Linked DNA regions of Homo sapiens: all the other regions are linked to region 1. A link is a loop called in an ENCODE intact Hi-C map of the cell type or tissue named here. Cell type or tissue: heart right ventricle. All regions are shown on one strand. Links, peaks and the distances in the headings refer to the core of each region. The heading gives the core; the rest is flanking DNA. Region 1 overlaps USP54 (ubiquitin specific peptidase 54). Region 2 has its middle 11 kb from the start of USP54. Region 3 has its middle 23 kb from the start of USP54.

Evidence for each region. A loop is a pair of places that touch in the nucleus more often than their neighbours do. Peaks named below come from ENCODE experiments on the same cell type or tissue, not always from the same donor. Only the 100,000 strongest peaks of a DNase experiment are listed, where the experiment ranks them.
Region 2: a loop joins it to region 1, with 5 times the contacts of the local background. A loop is called at or near these places in 7 of 110 quality-filtered maps.
Region 3: a loop joins it to region 1, with 2.2 times the contacts of the local background. A loop is called at or near these places in 9 of 110 quality-filtered maps.

Annotation. Positions count from the first base shown.
Region 1 is chr10:73,548,471-73,559,565 of GRCh38, forward strand. All of the region lies in intron 4 of USP54 (ubiquitin specific peptidase 54), which reads right to left. Among named protein-coding and RNA genes, the nearest start is that of USP54, 37 kb to the right of the region's middle. RefSeq lists a silencer at 568-768. In heart right ventricle, for the core only: no CTCF peak of the experiment used is centred there; a DNase peak (open chromatin) is centred at 4,991; H3K27ac peaks cover 1,566 bases.
Region 2 is chr10:73,596,673-73,607,767 of GRCh38, forward strand. It overlaps a transcript of USP54 not described here. Among named protein-coding and RNA genes, the nearest start is that of USP54, 11 kb to the left of the region's middle. In heart right ventricle, for the core only: no CTCF peak of the experiment used is centred there; no DNase peak of the experiment used is centred there.
Region 3 is chr10:73,608,422-73,619,516 of GRCh38, forward strand. It overlaps a transcript of USP54 not described here. Among named protein-coding and RNA genes, the nearest start is that of USP54, 23 kb to the left of the region's middle. In heart right ventricle, for the core only: no CTCF peak of the experiment used is centred there; no DNase peak of the experiment used is centred there.

The DNA of each region.
Region 1 (11,095 bases), core at 2,862-7,861:
GAACCAAACCAAATGTCCATCAATGACAGACTGGATTAAGAAAATGTGGCACATATACACCATGGAATACTATGCAGCCTTAAAAAAAATGAGTTCATGTCCTTTGCAGGGACATGGATGAAGCTGGAAGCCATCATTCTCAGCAAACTATCACAAGGACAGAAAACCAAACACCGTATGTTCTCACTCATAGGTGGGAATTGAAGAATGAGAACACTTGGACACAGGGCAGGGAACATCATACACCGGGGCCTGTCGGGAGGTGGGGGGCTGAGGGAGGGATAGCATTAGGAGAAATATCTAATATAAATGACGAACTGATGGGTGCAGCAAACCAACACATGTATACCTATGTAACAAACCTGCACGTTGTGCACATGTACCCTAGAACTTAAAGTATAATTTTATTAAAAAAGTAATTTATTCATATTAAAATATCCAAGTTTTATTTTTCAGACATATTACTAACAAGACCAGAAATAAGACCATTTTATAAACCTACCTATGTGATCTAAGAATAGGAGGCCCCACCAACCTTGAGTGGTCAATTCTTGGTTTTCCTCTTACTTGACCTATCAGCAGCATTTAACTCAGCTAATCTTTAAAATACTTCCTTCCCCTGGTTCCAGGGCACCCCTTCAGGTTTTCTTCCTACCTCAGTGGTCAATGGTCACTCCTTATCAGTCTCCTTTGCTGGTTCCTTTTCAATTCCAAAACTCAGGCCTTGGACCTCTTGACTTCCCTAAAGTCACTCACATTCTTAGTGGTCTCATCTAACATGGTTTTACATACACATACATTGACAATTCCCAAAATTACACTAACAGCCCAAATCTCCCTCCTGAATTCCAAATTTGTAGTTGGCAAAAACTACAACTGCTTTTGTACCAACCTAATGTATCTAACTATATATTGGACGTCTACATTTGAATATCAATGGGCATTTCAAATTTAACATTCCCCAAACTAAATGTTTTATGTTTCCTCCCAACATCCACATTTTGCCTTCTTGTCCCATCTCAGTAAACACCGCCACCATCCTTGCAGTTGTTTAGGTCGAAAACCTTGGAAACCACCTGTGACCCTTCCCTTGCTTTCACAACTCCCATCCAATCTACAGGCAAATCCCCTATTTCCACTCTCAAATATATCTAGACCCTATTCCACTCTCAAATATATCTAGACCCTACACTGTTCACCACCTCATCTGCTATCAGCCTAGTCCAAGTCATCTCACCTCTTCACTGGATAATTGCAAGTTTCCTGACTGATCCCCTTGTCTCCCTGCAGAAACACACAGCAGACAAATACAGCAATCATATGATTTTTTAAAAATATAAATCAGATCATATCATTCTTCTGCTCAAAACTCTCTAAAGGCTTCCCATGGCATACACAGTAAAAGCCAAACTGCTAAGTCCTTACGTAATCTGGCCTACGATTCCACTTCTCTTTGTTTTGTTTTGTTTTTGAGATGGAGTCTCACTCTGTCACCCATGCTGGAGTGCAATGGTGTGATCTCGGCTCACTGTAACCTCCACCTCCCAGGTTCAAGCGATTCTGCTGCCTCAGCCTCCCAAGTAGCTGGGATTACAGGTATGTGCCACTACACCCGGCTAAGTTTTGCATTTTTAGTAGAGGCCGGGTTTTGCTATGTTGGCCAGGTTGGTCTTGAATCCCTGATCTCAGATGATCCACCTGCCTCAGCCTCCCAAAGTGCTGGGATAACAGGCGTGGGCCACCACGCCCAGCCATACTATTCTACTTCTGGTTCACCCTACACCAGCTGGCCCCTCACTATGCCCCAAACCTACCATGTATATCTCTGCACTTGAGTTCTATGCCTGGATCATTCTTCCTCTAGATATGTATGGCTCAATCACTCATTTCCTGTGGATTTTTTATCCAAATACTACCTTCTCTATAATAGAGTACTTCCTGATCACCCTCTTTAAAATTGTAAGCTCCACCCTCCCTTCCCCAAACTCCCCACTCTTACATATTTTTTCTCTATAGCAATTATTACTATCTGTCATACTATATATTTTACTTGTCTGATTCCAATATTGAGAATATAAGACATAAATCTTTATCCTTTTATTCTGTGTATATTCCCAGCAACTAGGACAGTACTGGCATACAAAGTGTAACCGATAACTATTTTTAAATGAATCAATTAATCATTATGTGATGCAGGTAGATCTAAGGGGGAGATATTATTAAAATCTGTTTTTTTTTAAATAAGTAAGGAATCACCTTAAAAAGCAGAAAAACTTTCTTAAGGTAATATTACTGGTTAGGACAAAATAAGACTAAATTTAGTTCTGCTAATTTCAGGTCAAAATTGTTTTTCCGGCCAGGCGTGGTGGCTCACGCCTGCAATCCCAGCACTTTGGGAGGCCGAGGTGGGCGGATCACGAGGTCAGGAGATCGAGACCATCCTGGCTAACAAGGTGAAACCCCGTCTCTACTAAAAATACAAAAATTATCCAGGCATGGTGGCAGGTGCCCATAGTCCCAGCTACTGCGGAGGCTGAGGCAGGAGAATGGCGTGAACCCAGAAGGCAGAGCTTGCAGTGAGCCGAGATTGCATACTGCACTCCAGCCTGGGCGACAGAGCAAGACTCTGTCTCAAAAAAAATAAATTGTTTTTCCCATTCTGCCCTCTCACTAGCACCTTTCCTCCTCATACACACTGAATATCTACTGCAGCAGCTCAAGAACAGATTACTGTGTAACCTGCTATTATGTTCCTACAAATGTCTCCATATGATGTGGGAGAGGCAGTGCCAGCAATACATATTTAGTATTATTTAATAAGCTGTGAGGGAAATCTGTTATAATTACTCCACATTATTTTGGCTTAACCTAGAAATTTATACACAAGTCCACTATAAGGTCAAGGAAAGGCAGGGCAGGCCTTCCATAATTTGTTACTGGAAGGGGAAGAATGTCTATCAGTAACCTCTTAAACTAGACCAAAAGGAATGATCTAGGTCCACAGTTAAATAATTGGATATGTGTCCAGTGACCTATGGGATTTTGAACCTTTGGAGAAATAAGGAGAAACAAAGGAAAAGGAAGGGGGAAAAAGCAGTGACTGCTTTTACAAATTGCATAGTGGCCTGACGACATGATGATTTGTTGAAAGAAGGTCAACCCAGCTTGGCAAAATTTAGTGACCACTATTACATCCCAGCCTGTTGCTCTTCTCAATTGTTACTGGTAAGAAATTACTGCTGACATAGGCTCTATTACAGAACAAAGGATGGATGAGGTTTGGTCCTTTGTTCAAAATCCAAAATTGGTTCCAAAACAAACCAATAGGAAATTATTTCCAGGATAGTTCTATACAAATCTGAAATTTATAAACTCTGGCCCCTTTAGTCTTCTTCAACTGGATTTCCTCAAGAATTAAGCCCTAATACTCTAGGGCCTCAACTGTTCCTAATGAAATAGCAACTCTCCTATGCATAGCACTAGCTATATGGCATCTTGGAGAGAATTAAGAAAATAGTCACTCTAATCACTTTGTGTTCTGTGTGGTTCAGATGACCCTGTTAGAGAAAGACAGGGCTCCACTCAGAGACGGTATGGTGTAATGGTTAAGAGACTGGATTCTGGAGCTAAAATGGGTTCAAAATCCCAAGGCTGACACTTCAGCTATATGATCTCGGGTAAATTATTTAACTTCTTAAGGCTTCAGTTTCTCTTTTAAAAGAGAGTTTAATAATAGCATTTACACCAGCCTGACCAATATGGTGAAATCCCGTCTCTACTAAAAATACAAAAAGTAGCCGGGCGTTGCGGTGAGCGCCTATAGTCCCAGCTACTCGGGAGGCTGACACAGGAGAATTGCTTGAACCTAGGAGGCGGAGGTTGCAGTGAGCTGAGATCGTACCACTGCATTCCAGCCTGGGTGATAGAGTGAGGCTCCATCTCAAAAAAAAAAAAAAAAGTATTTACTACCCAGGGTTATTTGAGGATTAAATGAGTACACACACACACACACACACATATATATATAAGATATACATCAGCCGGGCGTGGTGGCCCACGCCTGTGATCCCAGCACTTTGGGAGGCTGAGTCGGGAGGATTACCTAAGGTCAGGAATTCGAGACCAGCCTGGCCAACATTGTGAAACCCCATCTCTACTAAAATTACAAAAATTAGCCAGGTGTGGTGGCAATCACCTGTAATCCCAGCTACTCAGGAGGCTGAAGCAGGAGAATTGCTTGAACCCGGGAGGTGGAGGCTGCAGTAAGCTGAGATCACACCACTGTACTCCAGCCTGGACGACAGAGTGAGACTCTGTCTCAGGAAAAAAACAAACAAAAATATAAATGTATATATCCTAGACTAATCTCTGTCAGTGTGATAAGTGCTAAATGTTAGGTATTATTACTATTATTGTATTTGGGAGTCATTTCACGTTGCTAAAGAGCCTGTCTGTCACTGTCCTATGATGAAAGAAGGGATCTGAGTCAGGTGCTTCTACCTTGAGCTACTTCCTCAGTCTCTGAGATCTGAGTAGGAAGAACTACAGTTTTTTCTCTTCTCCATTCTGTTTCTCCCACTCAAAGGAGGCATATTTCCCATGACCTAGATAACAAGGGTTTCAGTAGAGAAAGGGAAAGGTCTTAAGGTCAGAGCTCTGACTGCACCCAGAGTGGGTCTGTAACAATAGATCTGGCTCCCCAGTTCAGTGGTATCAACGTCTCCACAATATAATCTTTTCTCACCTCTTAATTACAGGCAGCCTTCCTCATACACACTGAGAATCTGAATGCATTCAGAATGGCCTCTGACTACATCTTCTTTATTCTCTTATTTTAATTATTGTTGTCAGTCTTGCTCTGCTATTGTTAGGAAGAAGCAAGTGTATTAGGGGTAAAGCTGACTGAGCCCGCCCAGCATGCATCTGTGGAGCTCTGGAAGAAGCTGTAGCACAAAGCCCCTCTGTTAGAGCAGCACACTAACCTCTGTGTGTCCCTCTCACATGAGCACAGGGACTGGAATGGGCCTCCTCCCATTCTCTTTTTCACCCTCCTCCCACCTTTCCCAGAGGGAGATCCTGTTCACACCAAAGAAAGCCAAGAACATTTAGTTCAGCAGTAAGAACAGGTGGCAGCACCAATAAGGAACAAAAACTGGTATTCTTCCAATTGCTGAGTTCTATGACAGGCAGAGAGAAAGGGCAGGAAGAACCAAAACCCAAGAATCACTTTTCCTGTGAGGTCCCTGATGGTTCCATTTCAACAAGTAGAGAAAATCCACCTTGGAGTTTCTCTCTGCTCTTCTTCACAGGGTGAAACCAAAGAGGTCTTCCTTTTCATTCTCAGGAAAAGGCAAATCACTTTTTGTCTGTTAACTAGTTTCTTGGATGCAGTACAAAAGCAACAAGATTTTAACGACTAAAAGCAGGTGCTTCCCCACCCATCTCTCTTGATTAAGCAGCAAACAATTCTATCCACATGAGCACATAATTATTTGGATTAGTAAAAACCATGTAAATAAGATAGAAGTGCCATAAAAACAGAAAGTCTTTATGCTTCGACATCTACAAATGCAGCTGTTGCTTAAGTATTTTTCCCCTAAAACAGACTCTTGTCTTTAAGTGGGGAACAGCTGTTTTTTTCTCTCTCAGGATTTCCCAGTCTTATATCTAAAAGAAGTCATGAGTAGAGAAGGTGAGGATTAAGGAGAAAGGTTGTCACTAATTTTGGTGCTTTTTGAGCTCAAGGTCTTTGGAAAGTGCTCCAGTGGGCAGCCCACTTCATCCCTGCAATACCTTCTGCAAAGGTGTGACAAACTTTACACCCTGCCATTAACTCAATTCTTAGGGTTTCTCTTCTCAACCTGGACTTCCCAATTTTGGCTCTCATAATCACTGCTTTCGCTACATCTCCTGGGAATCATAGAACTTAATTGGCCAGTCTGGCTTCTTTGTAAACACTACCCTCTGTAAGTAAGTTAAAGGAGCTAGTCCTTGAGGATCACTGACTACTGGAAAAGAGACGTTCACTTGGTTTTCTGTATTCAAAAGAATGTTGAAAGTTGTCTTTTAAGAGGGGAAAAACATTTTACCCTTTTGGCACTCAAAAATAATAACATAGGATTTTAACATTTTATTGTAAAAAATTTCAAACATACAAGAGTAGACAGAAGAGCTAAATCAACTCCCTTTATTTATCATTCAACTTCAACAATTATCAACCTGTGGCCAATCTTATTTCATCTATACCACCCATCCACTTAACTTACTCTCAGATCATTTTGAAACAAGTGCCAAACATTTTTCATTTGTAAATATTTCAAAATATATCTCTAAAAAATAATAACTTTTTCTCTGAAACATGACCATAAGGCTGGGCACTGTGGCTCATGCCTATAATCCCAGCACTTTGGGAGGATGGCTTAAAGCCAGGAGTTTGAGACCAGCCTGGGCAACAAGGCAAGACCTTGTCTCTACAAAAAAAAATTAACTGGGTACAGTGGCATATGCCTGTAGTTTCAGCTACACAGTTGGCTGAGGTGGGAAGATCATTTAAGCCCAAGAGTTCCAGGCTACAGTGAGCTATAATTGCACCACTGCACTTCAGCCTGGGTGACAGAGCAAGACCCTGTCTCAATAAATAACTAAATAAATAATAATATCATTATCACACACACCCCAAAAGTTATTAATGTCTTAATATCATCACATATGTAATTTAATACGAACTCTTGATCTAACTTTGGGGAAGGCAGAGAAGAGCTGGCTAGTTTCTCCCTTGAGATTCTCTAACCATATATCTACCTTCTGGACTCTCAATTAGAAAAGCACATACCTATCCTTTACCAGTCTCTTTAAATTAAAGTCAATTATCAATACCATATCACCTCATAACTTTAAGACTTTATTTGCATTCTGTTCATAACAATATTTTGGACTTGCAATGGTGAGGTTAAAGACAATCATAAGCTACATATCACACTCATTCCTGCTACCAGCTATGCAAAATAGAGGCAACTCACATATGCACAAAGACAAGAGACACAGATAAACAGTAACACCAAGACTTCAAGACAATGGACAGAGACAGAGATGGGCCAAATTCGCCACAGAAAGGTATTGCTTTTAATGAGAAATAATAAGCTAATGTTGAGGTTTTATAAAATACAGTAGTCAATTTACTAATTTTTGCCAAGATCAAAACTGCAAGACTCTTATAAATTACCAACAGTATTCAAATCAAATTTTGAGAATACATAACCACTTACCCCACAGGAAAAACTGAAAGGGGACACCCTTCTGGATATGCACAAGGTTTTGAGATTGTCTAAACTGTAGGATCTGCCATAAATTCTGGCAAGGAAAGAATCATGATGATTCACTACATGTTTCCTTGCAGTCGTACCCCTTCTATTTGAATATCATATACAATTCTGAACTCCAAATTTTAAAAAAAAGCTGAAGCATTCATTTTATACTATTCAAGTTTTGCCAATGGATAAATTAGTTGAGAATATTTAAACCAGTCACAGTCTAATAGGAACTTAAAACTAAGGGAAGGATGATCAAAGGACCATATAAATATGCTCATATTCATACATAGGTGATCAAAACAATGAAGTTAACTCAAGTAGATGATATTTGGATTAGACATAAGGACATACTTCCTTATGTGAGAGCTGTTTATTACCAGCTAAAATTTCTAGGGAATATACTAGAAATCTAATTTCCTGGTTTCAAGAATCAGTTCAGAATAATGAGTTTTCTCTTCTCTGATAGTGGCTGTGACTAAAGAACAATGAAGAACCTTCCATTTCTACAATCTGCAAAAGAAAGGAATGGATTAATAATGAACAATGGGTAATTTCTTTTTTTTTCTTTTTTTTTTTTTTTTGAGACAGAGTCTCCCTCTGTCACCCAGGCAACAATCATGCAGTGGCACCATTTCGGTTCACTGCAACCTCCACCTCCCAGGTTGAAGCAATTCTCTGCCTCAGCCTCCCAAGTAGCTGGGATTACAGGCACCTGCCACCACGCCCGGCTAATTTTTGTATTTTTAGTAGAGACAGGGTTTCACCATCTTGGCCAGGCTAGTCCTCAACTCCTGACCTCGTGATCCACCCGTCTCGGCCTCCCAAAGTGCTGGGATTACAGGCATGAGCCACCGCGCCCGGGCTGAGTAATTTCTTATATCATTTTATTCTCTGTGCTTATGCTTCAGTACACAACAGAGAAACAGGCATAAGGTATAACTTGAAAAATACTAGAGATTCCTTGAATTCTCACATTTCCCCCAATTAACAAGTGGACTACGAGTAAAACACATACCTTCCTGCCCCATTAGAACAGTCTAACCGCTCTCCACATATAGATATTACAGGATACCTTATATACGAAATTCTGTTTCCTCCCCACCCACCCTCTACCAGCACCATTCCCAGGCTTTTATGCCTTATACTAGCATTCTTAAAAGAAAAATCACTAATTGAGAAGATTTGTTTAATTTAATCAATCAATGCACATTCTGCTTTGCCTATAACAAAAAACACTCTGTCCTACATCCTGGCACTGCAAAGCCTCTAGTACAATCCCTGGAAGAACAAAATCTTTGTGGCACACTAAATACAGAGGACGGATTTCCTATCCTGAACAGAGATAAATAAATAAGCCAACACCAAAGTCAAGTCATACCCTGGGGGCCAGGGGTGTAAGAGTAGATTCATTGTGAATAATAAATAAGACCACTGGGCTACAGGCATAACAGTAACTTAGGTCAGAAAAAATATTTTAGTGATATGAGATAGAATAAATTTGGGGCTTTTGAGGGGACAGGGTAATTAGCACACAAACTTCTTCAATTTTTTTTTTTTTTGAGATGGAGTCTTGCTCTGTCACCCAGGCAGAAGCGCAGTGGCGCAATCTCGCTCACTGCAACCACCACCTCCCAGGTTCAAGTGATTCTCCTGCCTCAGCCTCCCAAGTAGCTGGGACTATAGGTGCCGCCCACCACACCTGGCTAATTTTTTTTTTTTTTTTTGAGACGGAGTCTCACTCTGTCGCCAGGCTGCAGTGCAGTGGCGCGATCTCAGCTCACTGCAACTTCCACCTCCCGGGTTCAAGCGATTCTCCTGCCTCAGCCTCCCGAGTAGCTGGGACTACAGGCGCATGCCACCACACCCAGCTAATTTTTGTATTTTTAGTCGAGACAAGGTTTCACCATGTTGGCCAGGCTGGTCTCAAACTCCTGACCTCAGGTGATCCACCCACCTTGGCCTCCCAAAGTGCTGGGATTACAGGCCTGAGGAAGTTTTATTCTCAAAAGGAGAATAAATGGGTTATTTATCAAATAAATGGGTTCAGTGACTAACCACATCAAGACCAGCTCAAGAAGGATTTAAAGAGCTATTATTCTTTTTTTTTTTTTTTTTTTTTTGAGATGGAGTCTTGCTCTGTTGCCCAGGCTGGAGTGCAGTGGCTCGATCTCGGCTCACTTGCAACCTCGCCTCCAGGGTTCAAGTGATTCTCCTGTCTCAGCCTCCTGAGTAGCTGGAACTACAGGTGCACACCACCACACCCAGTTGATTTTTGTATTTTAGTAGAGACGGGGTTTCACCATGTTGGCCAGGATGGTCTCGATCTCTTGACCTCATGATCCGCCCACTTCGGCCCCACAAAGTGCTGGAATTACAGGCATGAGCCACCACGCCCAATCTTCAATTTTTAAGTCAGAATTGACAGGCATCATGGTTCAAAGTAAGCAGAATGACATACTGACACAAACTATTTTCAATGAAAGGCATAATTAGTAACTTGCATGCAAGATTTTGAGGCTGAATTTGCTGTAGGGACTTAGTATCAAGTAACACAGAAAAAACCCAGTACATTTTACAGAACCAAAGGAAAGGGATCATAAATTCTATGTACAAATCAAAGTGATTATAAGTACTGGATACAATACTATACAATTGCATACAGGCATGGGATTGTATTATAGTATACATTATAGTATACAATACTATACAAATGTATAAAATTGTATACAGGCATGAACCACCGCACCTGGCCTCAGGAATATATATCTTTAAGCCAGACATGGAAAGGCAAGTCCCTCATCTAAACATCAGACTAAGGGAAAGTTGGCCAGCCTCTGATTCATCTAGAAACATGTTAGTGTTTCCTTTTGTCCTTACCAGTGGTTCCTAGAGTGAATAATTATGCTCCAAATAAAAGAAATCTGACTTTACAGAATTGGCAAGTCCTTATAAAGCTGACTCTTGAACAACTCAGTGGTTAGGGGAACTGACCCCATACAGTTGTAAATTTGTGTATAACTTTTGACACCCCAAAAACTTAACTACTAATAGTCTACTGGAAGCCTTACCAATAATATAAATACTTGATCAATATTAATACATAGACTACTATCTACATATGTTATGCATTTGTGACATAACTTTTTCTTAATTTTTTTGATATTTCTAGGCTACATGGTTTGTTTTTTCAAATTGTCACAAATCTCAAAAAATTTTATAATATATCTATTGAAAAAAATACATATAAATGGACCCACACAGTTCAAACCCGTGTTGTTCAACGGTTAACTGTATTTCAAATTGAGAAAGTTTGGAGTTTCCTGTTTTGAAAAACAAAACTACAAAACAAGAATTTTACAACCAGGCATAGTTGCTCATGCCTATAATCCCAGCACCTTGGGAGGCCAAGACAGGTGGATCACCTGAAGTTGGGAGCTCAAGACCAGCCCGGCCAACACGGTGAAACCCTGTCTCTACTAAAAATACAAAAAATTAGTAGGCTGGGCGCGGTGGCTCACACCTGTAATCCCAGCACCTTGGGAGGCCAAGGCAGGCAGATAACCTGAGGTCGGGAGTTCGAGACTAGCCTGATCAACATGGAGAAACCCTGTCTCTACTAAAAATACAAAATTAGCCAGGCATGGTGACACATGCCTGTAATCCCAGCTACTAGGGAGGCTGAGGCAGGAGAATCACTTGAACCTGGGAGGTGGAGGTTGCGATGAGCCTAGATTGCGCCATTGCACTCCAGCCTGGGCAATAAGAGCAAAACTCCACCTAAAAAA
Region 2 (11,095 bases), core at 2,763-7,762, 48 kb after region 1:
CAGGCCATCGCACTCCAGTCTGAGTTGGACAGAGTGAGATCCTGTCTCAAAAAAAAAAAAAAAAAAAAAGGAATAAAGGGTTTCTCAGTGTTTATGTTCAAGTAACTTTATTTTACTTAATAATATTCCCAAATGCAAGAGTAGTGATACTGGCAATTTAACAGGCCATAGAGAAGCCATAAGGTGCTTCCTTTAAGTGAAAAAGTGAAAGTTATCGACTTAATAAGGAAAGAAAAAGAATCATACACTAAAGCTGCTAAGGTCTACCATAAGAACAAATCCATGCATGACATTGTGAAGAAGGAAAGGAAATTCATGCTAGTTTTACTGTCACACCTCAAACTGCAAAAAGTCATGGCCATAGTTCATGGTAAGTGAAACCACCTTTGCAAAAATTATAACTGAGAAAATTATTACAGTGAAAGAGATCTGACTTACTTGACTCCCTGTTGCTTCTAACTTCCAAGCTGTCCTTGTTCATTCCTGGACATAAAGCGAACTAACTTTGGGAGGAACTTATAGTTTAACTTTGAAACAAAGACAAAAACACAGCCCTTTCCCAGAACAAACCCTCTTCTTGCCTGGGGACTAGACTGCCTTTGCAGGACTAACAAATTGCTACAAGATTAGAAATTATGCTTTAGGAATCATGCAGCTAAAGGCCCCAAGGTTCTACACCTCCCTAACTGCTCCTAGGGATAACATCACTAATGTAAAACCTAAGATTGGTGCTCAAGATATTTTTCAAACCCTGAACTCAATGGATCACCTGGCACCATCCAGATTAATAAACTGTCTCATCTGGTCTTGTGGTCCTACCCAGGAACTGACTCAGTGTAAAAGGACAGCTTTGACTCCCTGTGATTTCATTGCTGACCTAAGCAATCAACACTCCCCACTCTCTGGCCCTCTAACCACCAAAGTAGCCTTAAAAACCCCAATCCTGGAATATTCTGGGAGACTGATTTGAGTAATAATTAAACTCTGGTCTCCTGTGCGGCCAGCTCTATGTGAATTAAACTCTTTCTCCATTGCTATTCTCCTGTCTTGATAAATCAGCTGTATTGGGGCAATGGGCAGAATGAACCCATTCAGTGGTTATATAAGTGCTTAGTTAAGATGGAAAAGGCGGCCAGGTGTGGTGGCTCACTCCTGTAATCCCAACACTTTGGGAGGCCAAAGCGGGTGGATCACCTGAGGTTAGGAGTTCAAGAGCAGCCTGGCCAACTTGGTGAAACCCTGTCTCTACTAAATATATAAAATTAGCTGGGCATGGTGGTGGGGACCCGTAATCCCAGCTACTCGGGAGGCTGAGGCAGGAGAATCACCTGAATCCCCGGAGGCAGAGGTTGCAGTGAGCCGAGATCACGCCACTGCACTCCAGCCTGGGCAACAGAGCAAGACTCCATCTCAAAAAAAAGGTTGGAAAAGGCACTAAATTTGTGGGTGGAAGAAATGAACAGAATTATGTTCCAATTAACAGCTGTCAGGTTCAGTACTATTCATGGTTCCAGGCATCCACTGGAGGTCTTGCAACATATCCTTCATGGATAAGGAGAAACTACTGTAGTCTTTTAATAAATAGTGCTGGAATAATTGAATATCCCCCATATGCAAGAGAAAAAGTTGGACTCCTATCTCACACCATATGCAAAAATTAATTCAAAATGGATCAAAAACTTAAATGAATGAGCTCAAACTATAAAACTTTTAGAAGAAAACATAGACATAAATCTTCATGACCCTGGGTTAGGCAAAGACACCACACAAGTAACAAAAGAAAAAAATACATAAATTGGACTTCATCAAAATTAAAACTTTTGACCGGGCACAGTGGCTCACGCCTGTACTCCCAGCATTTTGGGAGGCCGAGAAGGCCGATCACAACAAGGTCAGGAGTTGAAGACCAGCCTGGCCAATATGGTGAAACCCAATCTCTACTAAAAATACAAAAATTGGTCAGGCACAGCGGCTCACACCTGTAATCCCAGCACTTTGGGAGGCCGAGGCGGGTGGATCACGAGGTCAGGAGATTGAGACCAGCCTGGCCAACATGGTGAAACCGCATCTCTACTAAAAATAAAAATAAAAATAAAAATTAGCTGGGCGTGGCAGCGTGCATCTGTAGTCCCAGCTACTTGGGAGGCTGAGGCAGGAGAATCGCTTGAACCCAGGAGATGGAGGTTGCAGTGAGCCAACAGAGCGCCACTGCACTCCAGCCTGGCGACAGAGAGAGACTCTGTCTCAAACAAACAAATTAGCTGGGTTTGGTGGCGCATGCCTGTAGTCCCAGCTACTTGGGAGGCTGAGGCAGGAGAATCGTTGGAACCCAGGAAGGGGAGGTTGCAGTGAGCCGAGATCACGCCACTGCATTCCAGCCTGGGCAACAGAGCAAGACTCCGTCTCAAAAAAAATAAAATAACCCATGCAGACTGACTGCCCATGGAAAAAATAAGAATAACCTACCAGGATCTTCCTGGTAAAATCAAGATGATCAGTGGATACAGTTATTCGATGTCTGACACATTCACTTAACCAATCAATGAAATTTGTATCACTACATTATCAGCCACATGAAAGACGGTGAAACTGACGGGATTTTGACTCACTATATGTAGAACAATCCCCTGATCCACAAACCTCTTAATCCTAAATAGAAGTAATGAAATTCAAAAATAGAAACAGAAGTAATTTGTTATGATCAATCAACCCATACTCTTTTTTCTCCTTAATACTGCATATCATGTTTAGTCCTTTATAATTGAATTTTCCCAAGATTTAACAATTTTACATGTCTATGGTTTTCCAACTACTTTCCTTTCCTCTTTTTGGATATAAAGACATTTGTCTCTCTCTAGTCTTTATGGTTTCTCAAAGACAGTGGCTCTGAGATCATCAGCCAGTTAATTCAGCACCCCGAAATGTAATTCATTTCAGCCTTAAGACTTAAATTCATTTAAAAATGTTCACTCTTACCATCTTAGGCTACAGTTTCCAGTTTTTAACTTGCTATATACTTTCCAGTTTGAAAACAATTATCTCTGCTGCTAATAATAATCTATATATTTATTTTTTGTAAGAGTTTTACAATTTCTCAAAAATCCTGCAAAACAGGTTAATATACCACTATCCCATTTTACAGATAAGGAAACTGAAGCACAGAGAAATTAAAATTATTTGCCCAAGGTAAAGAGCTACAATGAACCAAAATCGATTGCACTTTGGGCTTTTTTTTTTTTTTTTTTTGAGATAGAGTTTCGCTCTTTTTGCCCAGGCTGGAGTGCAATGGCGTGATCTTGGCTCACTGCAACCTCTGCCTCCTGGGTTCAAGCGATTCTCCTGTCTCAACCTCCCGAGTTGCTGGGATTACAGGCATGCACCACCACGCTCAGCTAATTTTGTATTTTTAGTAGAGACGGGGTTTCTCCATGTTTGTCAGGCTGCCTCGAACTCCTGACTTCAGGTGATCTGCCCGCCTTGGCCTCCCAAGTGCTGGGATTACACTTGTGAGCAACCGCGCCCGGCCCAAGGGCTCTTTTCATAAGGCCATGTGGATCTTTAATACAGAACTTCTCAGGATTGCACATAAAATTTTCTCTGCTAAAAATTGATTTTTTAATTAGCGGTTGACAGGAGTTAAGAAAGGTGTAGGGGTGGAAGGGAAGTGGGGGTAGCTATAAAAGGACATGGTAGATCCTGTGGTGATGAAAATATTTGGTACCTTGACTGTATCAACATCAATACCCCAGTTGTAAAATTGTACTATAATTTTGGAAGATATTGCCATTGGAGGAAATGAGGTAAATGGTACATCAGGTCAATATTATTATTTATTTTAACTCTGTATAAATCTAGAATTATCTCAAGATAAAAAGTTCCATTCAAAATAATAAACAATTGGGGCCTACTTGAGGATAGAAGGTGGAAGGAGGGTGAGAGTCAAAAAACTACCTATCAGGGGCCAGGCGCAGGGGCTCGCGCCTATAATGCCAGCACTTCGGGAGGCTGAGGCAGGCGGATCACCTGAGGTTAAGAGTTCGAGACCAGCCTGGCCAACATGGTGAAACCCCATCTCTACCAAAAATACAAAAATTAGCTGGGTGTGGTGGCGGTCACCTGTAATCCCAGCTACTCAGGAGGCCGAGGCAGGAGAATCGCTTGAACCCGGGGGGCGGAGGTTGCAGTGAGCCGGGATCGCGCCACTGCACTCCAGCCTGGGTGACAAGAGTGAAACTCTATCTCAAAAAACTACCTATCAGGTACTATGCTTATTACCTGGATGATGAAATAATTTGTACATCAAACCCCTGTAACATGCAGTTTACCTATATAGCAAACCTGCGCATGTACCCTGGAACCTAAAATAAAGGTTACAAATAAATAATAAATGATATTTCTTTTCTAAACCAATTTCATGTTTAAGAACCTTACTTAAAGTGAATAGGAAAGTTTGGGTAAATTAAAACAAAACAGGATCATGTATAGGAGCTCTGAAATCCAACACAGAAGTCTTCTAATGTGGGGTAAGTTCCATCAATAAAAGCTCCAAAACAAGTCATGAAGATCCTTGAAAATAAAAAAGGAGCTCCTGGGATTCTTATTTCCTAGAGAAATGAAACCAGTCAAGACAGTGTAGGAAACAAAATTGTTAAGTCATGGAAAGTCACCTCAAAAAGAAGCAGTAGAATAAAGTTAGAACCACCTAAGCTTTGCTTTCCTCAATACCACCATACACTTTACTGCAATCCTCAACTTAGAGAAAGACTGAATGTGTATGTCACCTTCAACCTGATACTCACACACACATTTCAAAAGCTTCCCCAAAAATGCCTTTTTTTTTTTTCCTTTTTGCTACTCACCAAGTGCCTGAAGTGTCAATCATTTCCTGCTTCTCCCAGCTGCAGGACTTGGAACTAGGAAAACATTCAGTCAGCGTCTAGAGCAGGTCTGGTTAGAAGGATGAGCTCATCCCTTTCAGATGCACACCTGATCCTCAAGAAGCTGCCCCTCCTCCAGCAAGCAGATCTTTGTATGTTTAAAGTGACACCCACAACCTGTACAACCACTTTGCCAGAGCCAAAGTAAGTCTTTCCTTATACATGCCTAGTGCCATGGAATCATTTCCTGGTCTAGCCACCTCACACAGCCACTGAACGCAGGTGGCAGTGGCAACAGCTGCTGCTGCTGCTACTATGGCTTTGTTAGAGAAGGACTTCATTTTCAGCTACAACGGAGGTCAAGTCCTTCACCACTGCCCTGGAAACACTGCACTGTTTGTTTCAACAGCCCCTTGCCCACAGTCAGATCTTACCAGAATCATGCCTTCTTTCAAAACTCACAACCATTTTTCTGAACCAACAATGTAGCACCTCAACATCTGCCTTATTCCATTTGCCCTGTCTAAAAGTTAAATTAGCCAAGGCAGCTAAATGTACTGTATGTATTTAGAGCTAAAATGTTCCCAACTCAGGTTTGCCCTCAGTTTTACTACCTCTAAGAAAACCTTTATTCTGCCATAGCAGTCTATTTATTGGTAAAGTATACAGTAATCCTAATACAGAGATATGTAAACTTCACTTCATGAAAAAATAGTATAATAGCCGGGCACGGTGGCTCATGCCTGTAATCCCAGCACTTTGGGAGGCCGAGGTGGGCAGATCACGAGGTCAGGAGATCAAGACCATTCTGGCTAACACTGTGAAACCCCATCTCTACTAAAATTATAAAAAAATTAGCCGGGCGTGGTGGCGGGCATCTGTAGTCCCAGCTACTCAGGAGGCTGAGGCAGGAGAATGGCGTGAACCCAGGAGGCAGAGCTTGCAGTAAGCTGAGATCATGCTACTGCACTCCAGCCTGGGTAACAGAGCAAGACTCTGATTCAAAAAAAAAAAATAGTATAATAGTGGCCAGGCACTGTGGCTCATGCCTATAATCCCAGAACTTTGGGAGGCCAAGGCGGGTGGATCACCTGAGGTCAGGAGTTCAAGGCCAGCCTGACCAAGGTGAAAACCTGTCTCTAATAAAAATACAAAAATTAGCCAGGCGTGGTGGTGTGCGCCTGTAGTCCCAGCTACTTGGGAGACTGAGACAGGAGAACTGCTTGAACTCAGGAGGTGGAGGTTGCAGTGAGCTGAGATCGCACCACTGCACTCCAGCCTGGGCGACAGAGCAAGACTCTGTCTCAAAAAAAAAAAAAAAAAAAAAAAAATAGTATAATAGTGGTACAAAATATCTTCAATCAGAAGTACATGGGTTCCAAATAGTTATTCAACAAACATTTCTATACACCTATTATGTGCAAGTATCTCTGATAGGGTGCTGAACTGGGCTTTTGAAAACAGCATCACAAAAATCTAAGAAAGAACTCATCCCACCCTAATTAGCCTTCCCCAGGACCTTTGCAGTATTTTTACTTCAGTCATCACAAGCTTCTAATACGCTAACAGGCTGTCTAAGGAGTATAAACTATGTCAGAGAAAAATCAAATTCATTAGTGGTTACCTTTGGTGAGGGACTTGTAATCAATAAGGGGAAACTCGGGAGCAAACCAATTTACTAATATTTAATTTGCTGGATGGCGATTATAAAGATGTTTACTGTGTTATTCTTTTAAATGTCTTAGAAAATATATAATAAAATTTTTAAAAAACAGAACTGTGAATCAAAGGAAAAGAGAAAGGACAACCCATGAGATGGGAGAAAATATTTGTAAATCATTATTCTGATAAGGGGCTAATATCCACAATATATAAAGACCTCCTGCCATGTGCAGTGGCTCACATCTGTAATGCCAGCACTTTGGGTGGCCAAGGCGGGCAGATCATTTGAGGCCAGGAGTTTGAGACCAGCTTGGCCAACATGGCGAAACCCCATCTCTACTAAACCTGTCTCTATTAAGCCCTGTCTCTACTAAAAATGCAAAAAAGTTAATCAGGCGTGGTGGCGCACACCTGTAATGCCAGCTGCTTGGGAAGCTGAGGCAGGAGAAGCACTTTAACCCGGGAGGCAGAGGTGGCAGTGAGCCGAGATCACACCACTCAACTCCAGCCTGGGTGACAGAGTGAGACCCTGTCTCAAAAACAAAAACAACAAAAAAAAAAACTACAAGTCAACAACAACAAAATACAATTAAAAAATAAAGAACTTGAACAGACATTTCTCCAAAGAAGATACACCAATGGCCAATGAACACAGGAAAAGACACTCAAGTTCACTAATCATTAGGGAAAATAAATCAAAACCACAGTGAGATATCACCTCACACTTATTAGGATGGCTACTATTAAAAAAAAAGGTGGCCAGGCACAGTGGCTCACACCTGTAATCCCAGCACTTTGGAAGGACGAAGGGGGCAGATCATGAGGTCAGGAGTTCGAGACCAGCCTGGCCAATGTGGTGAAACCCTGTCTGTACTAAAAATACAAAAATTAGCCGTGTGTGGTGGTGCACACCTGTAGTCCCAGCTACTCAGGAGGCTGAGGCAGGAGAATCGCTTGAACCCAGGAGGCAGAGGTTGCAGTGAGCCGAGATCGCACCACTGACTCCAGCCTGGGCGACAGAGCGAGAGTCCATCTCAAAAAAACAAAACAAAACCACACACAAAACAAAAAAAACAGTGTTGGCAAGAACGTGGAGAAATTGGTATCCTTGTGCACATTGGTAAGAATGTCAAATGGTATAGCCAGTATGAAAATTAGTATGATAGTTCTTCAAAATTAAAATAAAATGACATATGATCCAGCAATTCTACTTTTGGTTACATATCCAAAAGAACTGAAAGTATGCTCTCAAAGAGATAACTTGCCAGGCACATTGGCTCACACACGTAATCCCAGTATTTTGGGAGGCTGAGGCAGGATTGCTTGATCTCATGAGTTTGAGACAAGGCTGGGCAACATAGTGAGACTCCATCTCCACAAATTTTTTTTTTTTTTTTGAGACAGAGTCTCGCATTGTTGCCGAGGCTGGAGTGCAGTGGTGCAATCTTGGCTCACTGCAAGCTCCGCCTCCCTGATTCACGCCATTCTCCTGCCTCAGCCTCCCAAGCAGCTGGTGTGTCCAGAGTTGGTTCCTTCCAGTGGGTTCTTGGTCTCGCTGACTTCAAGAACGAAGCCGCAGATCTTCACGATGAGTGTTACAGCTCTTAAAGGTGGCACAGACCCAAAGAGTGAGCAGCAGCAAGATTTATTTTGAAGAGCAAAAGAACAAAGCTTCCACAGTGTGGAAGGTGACCCAAGCGGGTTGCCGCTGCTAGCTGGGGTGGACAGCTTTTATTCCCATATTTGTCCCCACCCACGTCCTGCTGATCGGTCCATTTTACAGAGTACTGATTGGTCCATTTTTACAGAGTGCTGAATGATGCATTTACAATCCTTTAGCTAGACACGGAGTGCTGATTGGTGCATTTACAATCCTTTAGCTAGACACAGAGCACTGATTGCTGTGTTTACAATCCTCTAGCTAGACAGAAAAGTTCTCCAAGTCCCCACTCGACCCAGGAGGTCCAGCTGGCTTCACCTCTCACTGGGACTACAGGCCCCCGCCACCATGCCTGGCTAATTTTTTGTATTTTTAGTAGAGACGGGGTTTTACCATGTTAGGCAGGATGGTCTCCATCTCCTGACCTCATGATCCGCCCACCTTGGCCTCCCAAAGTGCTGGGATTACAGGTGTGAGCCACTGCACCTAGCCAATTTTTTTTTTAATTAGTTGGATGTGGTGGTGTGTGCCTGTAGTCTCAGCTACTTGGGAAGCTGAGGTGAAAGGATCACTTGAGCCCAGAATATCGATACTGCAGTGAGCCATGATTGTGCCACTGCATTCCAGCCTGGGCAACAGAGCAAGACTCTGTCTCAAAAAATAAATAAAGAGATAATTGTATACCCATGTTCATAGCAACATTATTGACAATAGACAACAGGTAGGAGCCACCTAAGAGAACAGGTAAGCAAAATGTGGTACATACATAGAACTGATTCAGCCTTAAAAAGGAAGGAAAATCTGATACATGCTACAACACAGATGAACTTGAGGACATTATACTACGTGAAATAAGCCAGTCACAACAGGACAAATACCAATGACTCCATTATATGAGGCATGAAGAATAGTCAAATTCATTGAAACAGAAAGTTGGATGGTGGTGGCTAGGCACTTTGGGGAAGGAGGAATCGGGGGGTGTTTAATGGATTTGGAGTCTCAGTTTTATGAGATGAAACAGGGTGGGCAGGTGTGGTAGCGCACACCTGTAATCCCAGCACTTGTGGAGGCCAAGGCGGGTGGATCACCCAATGTCAGGAGTTCAAGACCAGCCTGGCCAACATGGTGAAACCCTGTCTTTACTAAAAATACAAAAATTAGCCAGGCGTGGTGGTACAGTCCTGTAATCCCAGCCACTCGGGAGGCTGAAGTAGGAGAATCACTTGAACCCAGGAGGCAGAGGTTGCAGTGAGCTGAGATCACCCCACTGCACTCCAGCCTGGGCGACAGAGTGAGGCTGTCTCAAAAAAAAAAAAAAAAAAAAAAAAAAAATGAGAGTGCTGAAGATTGGCTGCACAACAATGTGAATGTATGCAACACTACTGAACTGTACACTTAAAATGGTTAAGATGATAAATATTATGTGTATTTTACCACAATTTTTTAAAAAATAAAGAGAACTAATCAAAACACAAAGTGGGGTGTGATGCTGCTCACCTGTAGTCCCAGCCAATCAGGAGGCTGAGGTGGGAAGGAATTACTTGAGCCTAGGAGTTCGAGTACAGCCTGGGCAACACAGGAGAGCCCATCTCTTAGCCTGATCAGTATAAGATGTTGAGAGAGAAACACTCTAAATTCAAATTCAAATAAACAATCTGCTGCTTTTCTCATTTCAAAAAACAATTCAAGCCTTACTAGTGATATTTGTTGAAAAGGACTAATAGGCGCCGGGCGCAGTGGCTCACGCCTGTAATCCCAGCACTTTGGGAGGCCGAGGTGGGCAGATCACAAGGTCAGGAGATCGAGACCATCCTGGCTAACACGGTGAAACCCTGTCTCTACTAAAAATACAAAAAAATTAGCCAGGTGTGGTGGCGGGCACCTGCAGTCTCAGCTACTTGGGAGGCTGAGGCAGGAGAATGGTGTGAACCTGGGAGGTGGAGGTTGCAGTGAGCCAAGATCGTGCCACTGCACTCCAGCCTGGGTGACAGAGCGAGACAATATCTCAAAAAAAAAAAAAAAAAAAGAAATGGACCAATAGGCATCAAATTCATTACTCCCAACTACCTAACTGAACAGTTTCATACAACTGAAAAACCTAATATGTTCAGGGCAGCTAATATATTTCTAGAGGCAGGAATTAGAAAGTAAATATTGACCAGGCACAGAGGCTCATGCCTGTAATCCCAGCACTTTGGGAGGCCAAGGTAGGAGGATAGCTTGAGCCCAGGAGTTTGAGACCAGCCTGGGCAACATGGTGAAACCCCATCACTACAAAAAATACAAAAATTAGCCAGGTGTGGTGGCATGCACCTGTAGTCCCAACTACTCAGGAGGATCACTTGAGTCCAGGAGGTGGAGGCTGCAGTGAGCCATAATCCTGCCATTGCACTCCATCTTGCAGGACAGTGAGACCTGGTTTCCACAAAATCATTCCTAGAGTTTGCTTAAAAAAAAAAAAAAAAGAAAAAAAAAAATAAACAGAAAGAAGACTTAGCCTAAAGAACATAGTCTCCAAATACAAAGGATGGTAGCTTAGAAATAAAAGTCTTTAATTATTTGTCATATTCTATACAAAGTTTGAAGTCTGCATTAAGTTATTAAGAGCCCCATTCCTGAGGCTTATTATTCAAAAGGGTGGAAATACGAAAACTTTAATTTTAAAAACTAAGAAGTAGGCCGGGTACGGTGGCTCGCGCCTGTAATCCCAACATTTTGGGAGCCGGAGGAGGATGGAGAGCCTGAGCTCAGGAGTTCAAGATCACCCTGACCAACATGGTAAAACCCTGTATCTACTAAAAACGCAAAAAATTTCCCAGGGATGGTGGCATGCACTGTAATTCCAGCTGCTTGAGAGGCTGAGACACGAGAATTGCTTGAACCCGGGAAGCGGAGG
Region 3 (11,095 bases), core at 3,843-8,842, 61 kb after region 1:
CAATCACTATCTTTTAAAACTTAAATCAGCTCAAGGAAGGGAAAAAGAAAACTGAAATTTAGAGTCCCTATAACATTATGGCTACTGTGCTAAGAACTGACATCTATCACTTCATTTAATTTGCTCAGGTAGGTTATTATTATCCTAATCTCACAGATAAGGGAAGTGAGGTTCAAAAACATTTAATAATTTGGCCAGGCTTGGTGGCTCATGCCTGTAATTCCAACATTTTGGAAGGCCGAGGTGGGCAGATCATTTGAGCCCAGGAGTTCGAGACCAGCCTAGCCAACATGATGAAACCCAGTCTCTACTAAAAATATAAAAAATTAGCAGGGCATGCTAGCGCGTGTCTGTAGTCCCAGCTACACAGGAGGCTGAGGTGGAAGGATCACTTGAACCTGGGAGGTGGAGGTTGCAGTGAGCCAAGATCCCAAGATCACAGCACTGCACTCCAGCCAGGGGGACAGAGTGAGACTTTGTCTCAAAAAATAAGTAAAATTTATATGGAAAGGCATAGGCCCTAGGAATATGTATTATAGATATCAGTAAGTACTCCAAAACACTGAGGTGTCTAAAGCTTAATTTGGTAATTACAAAGTTTCTTATATCAAGCTGTAAAATAAGCTTGATGTTTCCTTAGACCTAGTGGGCATCAGGAAAGGTGAAAACCCAATATTAAAATGATATTGCGTCTCCCTGGTGTTCCCCTAACACTGAAGGAACACATAGAATTCCCATTTGTTCCTAAATACCCTTCTGATCTTCAATGACCATGAGTAAAGATAAACAAGGAGTTGAAAGAAATGGCAAAAAAGAACCAAAGAACTATCTTGTTTTGGCACTATACAGCTCTGACTGGGGTCAACATCCAAGACAGGATGTACCATCAAAGGAAATGGATCTGCACAGAGAAATAAAAGCTCAGCCCGGGTCAGAAATGAAACAATGGCACACAAATAAGTTTTGTTTCCACAGAGAATACATTTTTCTATATAAACTTTACCATGAGGCTGGGTGCTGTGGCTCTCGCCTGTAATCCCAGCACTTTGGGAGGCCGAGGTGGGCGAATCACTTGAGGTCAGGAGTTCAAGACCAACCTGGCCAACATGGTGAAACCCTGTCTTTACTTAAAATACAAAAATTGCCGGGCATGGTGGCTCCTGCCTGTAATCCCAGCACTTTGGGAGGCAGAGGTGGGCGGCTCATGAAGTCAGGAGATCGAGACCATGCTGGCCAACATGGTGAAACCCCATCTCTACTAAAAATACAAAAATTAGCTGGGCATGGTGGCAGGCACCTATAATCCCAGCTACTCAGGAGGCTGAGGAAGGAGAAGCGCTTGAGCCTGGGAAGCGGAGGTTGCAGTGAGCCAAGATCATGCCACTGCACTCCAGCCTGGCTACAGAGCGAGATTCCGTCACAAAAAAAAAAAAAAAAAATTAGCTGGGTGTGGTGGCGTGCGCCTGTAATCCCAGCTACTCAGGAGGCTGAGGCAGGAGAACTGCTTAAACCTGGGAGGCGGAGGTTGCAGTGAGCCAAAATCACGCCACTGCACTCCAGCCTTGGTGATAGAGCAAGACTCTGTCTCCAAAAAAAAAAAAAAAAAATTAGCCAAGTGTGGTGGCACATGCCCGTAATCCCAGCTACTTGGGAGGCTGAGGCATGAGAATCACTTGAACCTGGGAGGCGGAGGCTGCAGTGAGCTGAGATCACACCACTGCACTCCAGCCTGGGTGACAGAACAAGGCTCTGCCTCAAATTAAAAAAATAAAAATAAAAAAACTTTACTGTGAAACTACATTATCTACAAGATGTTTCTTCAGAAATTTCTTCTCAGGAGAAACTTAGAAATTTTTCTTCCAAGACTTAATAATTGTCACTGACTTCCTGCCAGCTTTATATCAGAAACTTTTGGCCAGGCACAGCGGCTCACACCTGTACTGTAATCCCAGCATTTTGGGAGGCCAAGGTGGGCGGATCACTCGAGGTCAGGAGTTTGAGACCAGCCTGGCCAACATGGTGAAACCCCAACTCTACTAAAATTACAAAAATTAGCCGGACATGGTGGCACACACACCTGTAGTCCCAGCTATCTGGGAGGCTGAAGTGGGAGAATCGCTTGAACCCAGGAGGCAGAGGTTGCAGTGAGCCGAGTTCGCACCACTGCACTGCAGCCTGGACCACTGAGCAAGAACTGACATCTATCACTTTTCTGAGACAGTTCTGTCTCAGGAAAAAGAAAAAAAAAAGAAAGAAACTTTTCAAACATCCTAGAAAAAATGAACCTACACACAGGTCACAATAAAACAAAAATGTATTTTGCAAGAATACAATATAGCCTTACCTCAGCTTCTGTTTTCATTTAAAAACTCAAATGCTATTTGAAAAAAATGTGCTTTGTAGAACATGTTTCTTGCTTTCAACATGGCACGGGAAGGTAATGCTACCACACAGTGCCAAAACACTAAAATATGGCTTTCAGAAAAGCTTGTTAGTTTCATACCAACAATAATAGGGCTAGATTTCCTATTTGCAACAAGCTATGTAATGAATATAACAGCTTTTCCTTAAAAGTCACTTATCTATAGAGAATATTTATACAGACAAACTGAAATAAGAAAAATTCTAGAAAAGCAACAGTGAGTTTTTTAAAAAACATTTTTGTACATTCTACCATCATACCTCCTTAATATACAAATATTCATATATGTGCCTGATATAAGCCATAAAAATAAAATAATTCACAAATTTATTATATGAAAGTATCCCTGAAACTAAAATAAGTAAAATTTGGATAAGCTTTTCTACCAATATACTCTCTGGGAGAAAAAGACAGAAAAGTGAGCCTTAAAGTGAATTCCATTTTTCTACTACTTCTCATTAAATATTAAAAATGTGTCCATATTTTTTAATATTGATAAACTAAATTAAAAACCTTAGTGAAGTACAAGGTATGGTAGCTCCTATCTATAAGCTCAGCTACTTGGAAGGCTAAGGTGGGAGGATGGCTTGAGTGAAGGAGTTCCAGGCCAGCCTGGGCAACATAGTGAGAACCCAGATCTAGAAAAAATAAATAAATAAAAAATAGGCTGGGCGCAGTAGCTCACACCTGTAATCCCAGCACTTTGGGAGGCCAAGGCAGGTGCATCCCTTGACATCAGGAGTTCGAGACCAGCCTGGTCGACATGGTGAAACCCCGTCTCTACTAAAAAAAAAAAAAAAAAAATTAGTTGGGCATGGTGGCAGGCACCTATAATCCCAGCTACTCAGGAGGCTGAGGCAGGAGAATCGCTTGAACCTGGGAGGCGGAGGTTGCAGTGAGTAGAGATCACGCCACTGCACTCCGTCTGGGCAACAGAGCGGGACTCCATCTCAAAAAAATAGTAATAAAAATGAAATAAAATAGGCCAGGTGCAGTGGCTCACACCTGTAAATCCCAGCAATTTGGGAGACGAGGCAGGCAGATCACTTGACCTCATGAGTTCCAGACCAGGCTGCACAACACAGTGACAACTCATCTCTACGAAAAATACAAAAAAACTAGCCAGGCACGGTGGTATGCCCCTATAGTCCCAGCTACTCGGGAGGCTGAGGCAGGAGGATCACCTGAGCCCAGGGAGGTTGAAGCTGCAGTGAGTTGAGATCCCGCCACTGCACTCCCACCTGGGAAAGAGTTCGACCCTGTCTCAAAAATAAAATAAAATAGATAGACAGAAAACCTAATTTATCCTATATGTATAATTAAATATCAGATAGTTATTATTTACATATACTATTGAGGATTTTTAATCTGATCAATTTTATTGAGCTAGCTTCTCCCCAATTTTAAATGCAACCCCTCTAACTCAGATGGCACATAACTGTAAAAAACATTAAATGAATACCAGAATTTTATAGTCAAATCACATTTGTACCCAAAAGTAGGCTTTTTCCCCCTTGTTTTAATTCATAAATTTATTCAACAGACTTGATTTTACAAATTCCAGCCATCCTAGAATTTTCCTCATGTCAAGATATTACAAGCATTATAACAGCCTATTCTAGTGTTTTACTCACTGATGGTCAAGAGATTTCCCCTAAAAGTAAACAGCAAACTAGAAAAAACATTGCCAGCTATATGATAAAGAATATACTTGATGGCCGGGTGAGGTGGCTCATGGCTGTAATCCCAGCACTTAGGGAGGCCAAGGCTGGCACATCACCTGAGATCAGGAGATCAAGACTAGCCTGGCCAACATAGCAAAACCCAGTCTCTACTAAAAATGCAAAAATAAGCTGAGCGTGGTGGTGCATGCCTGTACCCCACTTACTCAGGAAGCTGACGCAGGAAAATCCTTGAACCCACGAGGTGGAGGTTGCAATGAGCAGAGATCTTGCCAAAGCACTCCAGCCTGGGAGACAGAGTGAGACATTGTCTCAAAAAAAAAAAAAAAAAAAAAAAAGAATATATTTGGCTGGGCGTGGTGGCACACACCTGTTATCTCAGCACTTTGGGAGACCAAGATAGCAGAATCACTTGAGCTCAAGAGTTTGAGACCAGCCTTGGCAACATGGTGAGGCCCCGTCTCTCCAAGAAACACAAAAAATTAGCCAAGCATGGTGGTGCGTGCCTCTGGTCCCAGCTACTCAGGAGGCTGAGGTGGGAGGATTGCTTAAGCCCAGGAGGTCAAGGCTGTAGTGAGTGGTGACCGTGCTACTGCATTCCAGCCTCTTTTTTTTTTTTTTTTTTTGGAGATGGAGTCTCACTCTGTTACGTAGGCTGGGGTACAGTGGCGTGATCTTGGCTCACTGCAACCTCCACCTCCCGGGTTCAAGCAATCCTGCCTCAGCATCCGGAGTAGCTGGGACTACAGGTGCATGCCACCATGCCCAGCTAATTTTTGTATTTTTAGTCAAGATGGGGTTTCACCATGTTGGCCAGGCTGGTCTCGAACTCCGGACCTCAGGTGATCCACCTGCCTCGGCCTCCCCCTCCCAAAGTGCTGGGGTTACAGGCGTGAGCCACCGCACCCGGCCTACCACCATTTTTTTTTTTGAGACCCTGTCACCCCCACCAAAAAAAAGAATATTTTTACTATAAAGAGATTCAAAACGTCAAAATAAGAAAAAAATTGCATATGCCAAAACAGAGATAGGCAAAGACGTGAACAGTTAGAAATATGACTATCTTGAAAACCCAAAAGGGCTGGGCGTGGTGGCTCACACCAAAACTTTGGGAGGCTGAGGCAGGCCGACCACCTGAGGCCAGGAGTTTAAGACCACCCTGGTCAACATGGTGAAACCCCGTCTCTACTAAAAATACAAAAAATTAGCTGGGCGTGGTGGCGCGTGCCTGTAATCCCAGCTACTCAGAAGGCTGAGAGGGAAGAATCACTTGAACCCAGAAGGCGGAGGTTACAGTTGAGCCGAGATTGTGCCACTGCACTCCAGCCTAGGTGACAGAGCAAGACTCTGTCTTGAAAAGAAAAAAAAAAAACACAGAAGAAAAAATTATAGTTAGCAAAAGGATTTAGTGGCTCACACCTGTAATCCTAGCACTTTGGAAGGCCGAGGAGGACAGGTCACTTGAGGCCAGGAGTTCGAGACCAGCTAGGCCATGGAGAAACCTCATCTCTACTAAAAATACAAAAATTAGTCACACGTGGTGCCATACACATGTAGTTACAGCTACTGGGGAGGCTAAAGTGGAAGGATCATTTGAGCCCGGGAGGTCAAAGCTGCAGTGACCCAGTATCGCACCACTGCACTCCAGCCTGGGTGATACCTGTCTCAAAAAACAAACAAAAAAACTGTATGGTACTGGCCCAAGAATAAACAACTGAAAAGAACAGAAATATTCAAAAATAAACACATGCAGGCTAGGCGCAATAGCTGGTACCTGTAATCCCAGCACTTTGGGAGGCCAAGGCGGATGGATCACTTGAGGTCAGGAGTTCGAGACCAGCATGGCCAACATAGTGAAACCCCGTCTCTACTAAAATTACAGTAAATTAGCCAGGCGTAGTGGTATGCACCTGTAGTCCCAGCTACTCCAGAGGTTGAGGCAGAGAATCGCTTGAACCCCAGTGGCGGATGTTGCAGTGAGCCGAGATCACGCCACGGCACTCCAGCCTAGGCAACAAAAGTGAGACTCCGTCTCCAAAAAAAAAAAAAAAAAAAAAGGAAACACAGGCGTACATACATACATACACAAATGGTGGATATATGGCAATTGAGAACATGATGAAGATAAGATTTCATATCATTAAAGACACGATATTCAACAAATAGGCTTGGGTCAGTTGCATATTTGTGGAGAAAAAGAGTACCTCCAAAAACATATAAAGATAAATTCCAAATCAGTTAAAGAGTTAAATAAGCTAGTAAAGAGTTAGGATAAATATAAAATATTTTTATAATTTTGGGATGGAGAGAGCCTACTTAAGCAAGCCTCAAAACCCAGAAACCATTAAGAAAAAAGACAGATATGAAATTTTAGCACATCAACGGACACTACAGATGATGCAACAGATTGTAGAAAATATGTGCAATATATGTTTAAAATACAGGGATACACAGAGAGAGTTCCTATTAGTCTAAAGAGAAAAGTGGGGAGAGGTGTGGATAGTTAATGGGTACAAAAACAAATAGAAAGGCTGGGCGTGGTGGCTCACATCTGTGGTGGCTCACATCTGTAATCCCGTCACTTTAGGAGGCCAAGGCAGCAGATCAGTTGAGGCCAGGACTTTAAAACTAGCCTGGCCAATATGGTGAAACCCTGTCTCTACTAAAAAATACAAAAATTAGCCAGGCATGGTGGCATCCACCTGTAATCCCAACTGAGTATACTCAGGAGGCTGAGGGACAAGAATCGCTTGAACCCGGGAGGCAGAAGTTGCAGTGAGCCGAGATCACACCACTGCACTCCAGCCTGGGCAACAGAGCGAGACTCTTGTCTCAAAAACAAAAACAAAAACAAAAATAGAAAGAATGAGTAAGAGGGAATATTTGATAGCACAAATGGATAATTACAGTCAATAATTTAATTGTACATTTTTAAATAACTACAAGTATAATTGTTTATAACACAAATAATGAATGCTGAGAGGATGAATTCCCCATTTTACATGATTTGATTATTATGCAATGCATGCCCATATCAAAACATCTCATGTACCCAATAAATATACACACCTACTATGTATCCACAAAAAAATAAAATATTTTTTTAAAAATAAAGCTGGGCATAGTGGCTCACACCTGTAATCCCAGCACTCTGCGAAGCTGAGGCAGGCAGATCGCTTGAGGTCAGGAATTCTAGAATAGCCTGGGCAACATAGCAAAACCCTTTTTCTATAAAAAATACAAAAATTAGCTGGTCATGATGGCTCACACTGTGGTCCCAGCTACTCGGGAGGTTGAGGTGGGACGATCACCTGAGCTTGGGAAATTGAGGCTGTAGTGAGCGAAATCACTCCAGCCTGGGCAACGAAGAGATCAGTCTCAAAAAAAAAAAAAAAAAAAGGCCCAGCACAGTGGCTCACACCTGTAATCCCAGCACTTTGGGAGGCCAAGGTGAGAGGATTACTTGAGGCCAGGAGTTCAAGACCAGCCTGGCCAACATGGCAAAACTCGTCTCTACTAAAAATACAGAAATTACTTAAGCCAGGCAAGGTGGCTCACGCCTGTAATCTTTGGGAGGCCGAGGTGGGCAGATCACTTGAGATCAGGAGTTCAAGACTAGCCTGGCGAACATGGTGAAACCCTGTCTCTTCTAAAAATACAAAATTAGCCAGGGATGGTGGCAAGTGCCTGTAATGCTAGCTACTTGGGAGGCTGAGGCAGGAGAACTGCTTGAGCCCAGGAGGCAGAGGCTGCAGTGAGCCGAGATTGCGCCACTGCACTCCAGCCTAGGCGACAGCAAGACTCCATCTCAAAAAAAAAAAAAAAAAAAAAAAAAAATCAAGTTCCATTCATGTATCCTCAGCAAACTAACACAGGAACAGAAAACCAAATGCCACGTTTTCACTTATAAGTGGCAGCTGAACAATGAAAACACATGGACACAGGGAGGGGAACAACACACACTAGGGCCTGTGCGGGGGTGGGAAGAGCATCAGGATAAACAGCTAATGTATGCAGGGCTTAATACCTAGGTGATGAGTTAATAGGTACAGCAAACCACCATGGCACACATTTATGTAACACGCCTGCACATCCTGCATGTGTATCCAGGAACTTAAAATTAAATTAAATTCTAAAAAAAATACAAAAATTATCTGGGCGTGGTGGCAGGTGCCTGTAATCTTGCCTCCTCAGGAGGCTGAGGCACAAGAACCATTTAAACCTGGGAGGTGGAGACTACAGTGAGCTGAGCTCACACCACTGCACTTCAACCTTAACAACAGAGAGAGACTCTGTCTCAAAAACAAAACAAAACAAAACAAAACTTAAAAAAATGTTTTCAGAGAATAAATGTAGCTTTGATACAAAAGAAAAACTAAAATGGGATGGGAGGGGTAGAATGAGAAGAAAAAAGCCCAGTTACAAAATAAGCAAAGAATAAGCAATTCCACTGAAAGAAATACAGCCAATAAAGAAATAAAAAGATGTTAGGCTGGGCACAGTGGCTCACACCTGTAATCCCAGCACTTTGGGAGGCCAAGGCGGGCAGATCACCTAAGGTCGGGAGTTCGAGACCAGCCTGACCAACACGGAGAAACCCGTCTCTACTAAAAATACAAAATTAGCTGGGCATGGTGGCACATGCCTGTAATCCCAGCTACTCAGGTGGCTGAGGCAGGAGAATCGCTTGAAACCAGGAGGTGGAGGTTGCGGTGAGCTGAGATCGCACCATTGCACTGCAGCCTGGGCAACAAGAGCGAAACCCTGTCTCAAAAAAAAAAAATTAGCCAGGCGGTGGCGCATGCCTGTAATCCCAGTTACGTGGGAGGCTGAGGTGGGAGAATCACTTGAACCCAGGAGGCGGAGGTTGCAGTGGGCTGAGATCATGCCATTGCACTCCAGCCTGGGCAACAGAGAGAGACTCTGTCTAAAAATAATAATAATAAAAATAAAAAATAATAATAAATATGGAAAATATTCAACTTCATCTCAAATAAATGGAAATTTAAAATGAGATCACTTGGCCAGGTGCAGTGGCTCATACGTGTAATCCCAGCACTTTGGAGGGCTGAGGTGGAAAAATTCCTTGAGTTCAGGAGTTCAAGATCAGCCTGGGCAATATAGTGAGACCTCATCTCTTCAAAAAAATTAAAAATTAGACTTTCTCTTCCTGGTTCCTAGCAGAGTCAGGAAAAGCTTTGTTGAGAGGGCGGGGTGAAAAAAACTTTTTTAAAATTAGCTGGGCATGGTGGTGCACATCTGTAGTTCCAGCTACTTGGGAGGCTGAGGTGAGAGGATTGTTTGAGTCCAGGAGGCAAAAGCTGCAGTAAGCCGTGATTGCACTGCACTCCAGCCTAGGCAACAAAGACCCTGTCTTAAGAAATAAAAATAAAAATAAAAATAAAAATAAGGCAGTGGTTCACACCTGTAATCTCAGCATTCTGGGAGTGCAAGGTTGACGGATCATCTGAGGTCAGGAGTTCGAGACCAGCCTGGCCGACATGGTGAAACCCCATCTCTACTAAAAATACAAAAATTAGCCGAGCTTGGTGGCAGGTGCCTGTAATCCCAGCTACTCGAGAGGCTGAGGCAGGAAAATTGCTTGAACCCGGGAGGCGGAGGTTGCAGTGAACCGAGATTGCGCCACTGCACTCCAGCCTGGGTGACACAGCAAGACTCCATCTCAAAACATTAATAAATAAAAATAAATAAAATGAGATCACTTGTCTTCTCTTTTTAGCAGCAGGGTCTCACTCTCACTCTGACGTGTAGTCAGACTGAGGCTGGAGTGTAGTGGCATGATTTAGCTGACTGCAACCTCAAACACCTGGGCTCAAGGGATCTTCCTGCCTCAGCCTCCCAAGTAGCCAGGACTATAGGCGCATGCTGCCAGACCCAGCTAATTTTTTAAAATTTTTGGTAAAAAATTAGCTGGGGCCGGGCACAGGGGCTCACGCCTGTAATCCCAGCACTTTGGGAGGATGAGGCGGGGTGGATCACCTAAGGTCAGGAGTTCAAGACCAGCCTGGCCAACATGGTGAAACCCCCTCTCTACTAAAAGTACAAAAATTAGCTGGGCATGGGGCTCACGCCTGCAATCCCAACTACTTGGGAGGCTGAGGAAGGAGAATCGCTTGACCCAGGAGGCAGAGGTTGCAGTGAGCTGCGATTGCGCCACTGCACTCCAGCCTGGGTCACAGAGCGAGACTCCATCTCAAAAAAAAAAAAAAAAAAAAATTAGCCGGGCGTGGTAGCTGGTGCCTGTAATCTCAGCTACTCAGGAGGCTGAGGCAGGAGAATTGCTTGAACCTGGGAGCACAGGTTGCAGTGAACTGAGATTATGCCACTGCACTCTAGCCTGGGCAACAGAGCGAGACTCCATCTCAAAAAAAATTTTTTTGGTAGAGGCCAGGCAGGTGGCTTACACCTGTAATCCCTGCACTTTGGGAGACCGAGGCAGGCAGATCACCTGAGGTCAGGAGTTCGAGACCAGCCTAGCCAACGTGGTGAAACCCTGTCTCTACTAAAAATACAAAAATTAGCTAAGTATGGTGGGGCGTGCCTGTAGTCCCAGCTACTCGGGAGGCTGAAGCATGGGAATCACTTGAACCCAGGAGGTGAAGGTTGCATTCCAGCCTGGGCGATGGAGCAAGACTTGTCTCAAAAAAAGCAAAACAAAACAAACAACAAAACTGCATGTATTTCTTTTTTCTTTTTTTTGAGACAGAGTGTCTGTTAGTTACTCAGCCTGGAGCGCAGTAGTGGAATCATGGCTCACTACAGCCTCAACTTCCCAGGCTCAAGTGATCCTCTTGCCTCAGCCTCCTACGTAGCTGGGGTTACAGGTGCATGCCACCAAATCCTGGCTAAATTTTTCACTTTTTTTTGTAGAGACAGGGTTTCTACATTTTGCCATACCCAGGATGGTCTTGAACTTGTGGGCTCAAGCAATCCACCCACCTTGAGCCTTCCACTCTAGCCTGGGCGACAG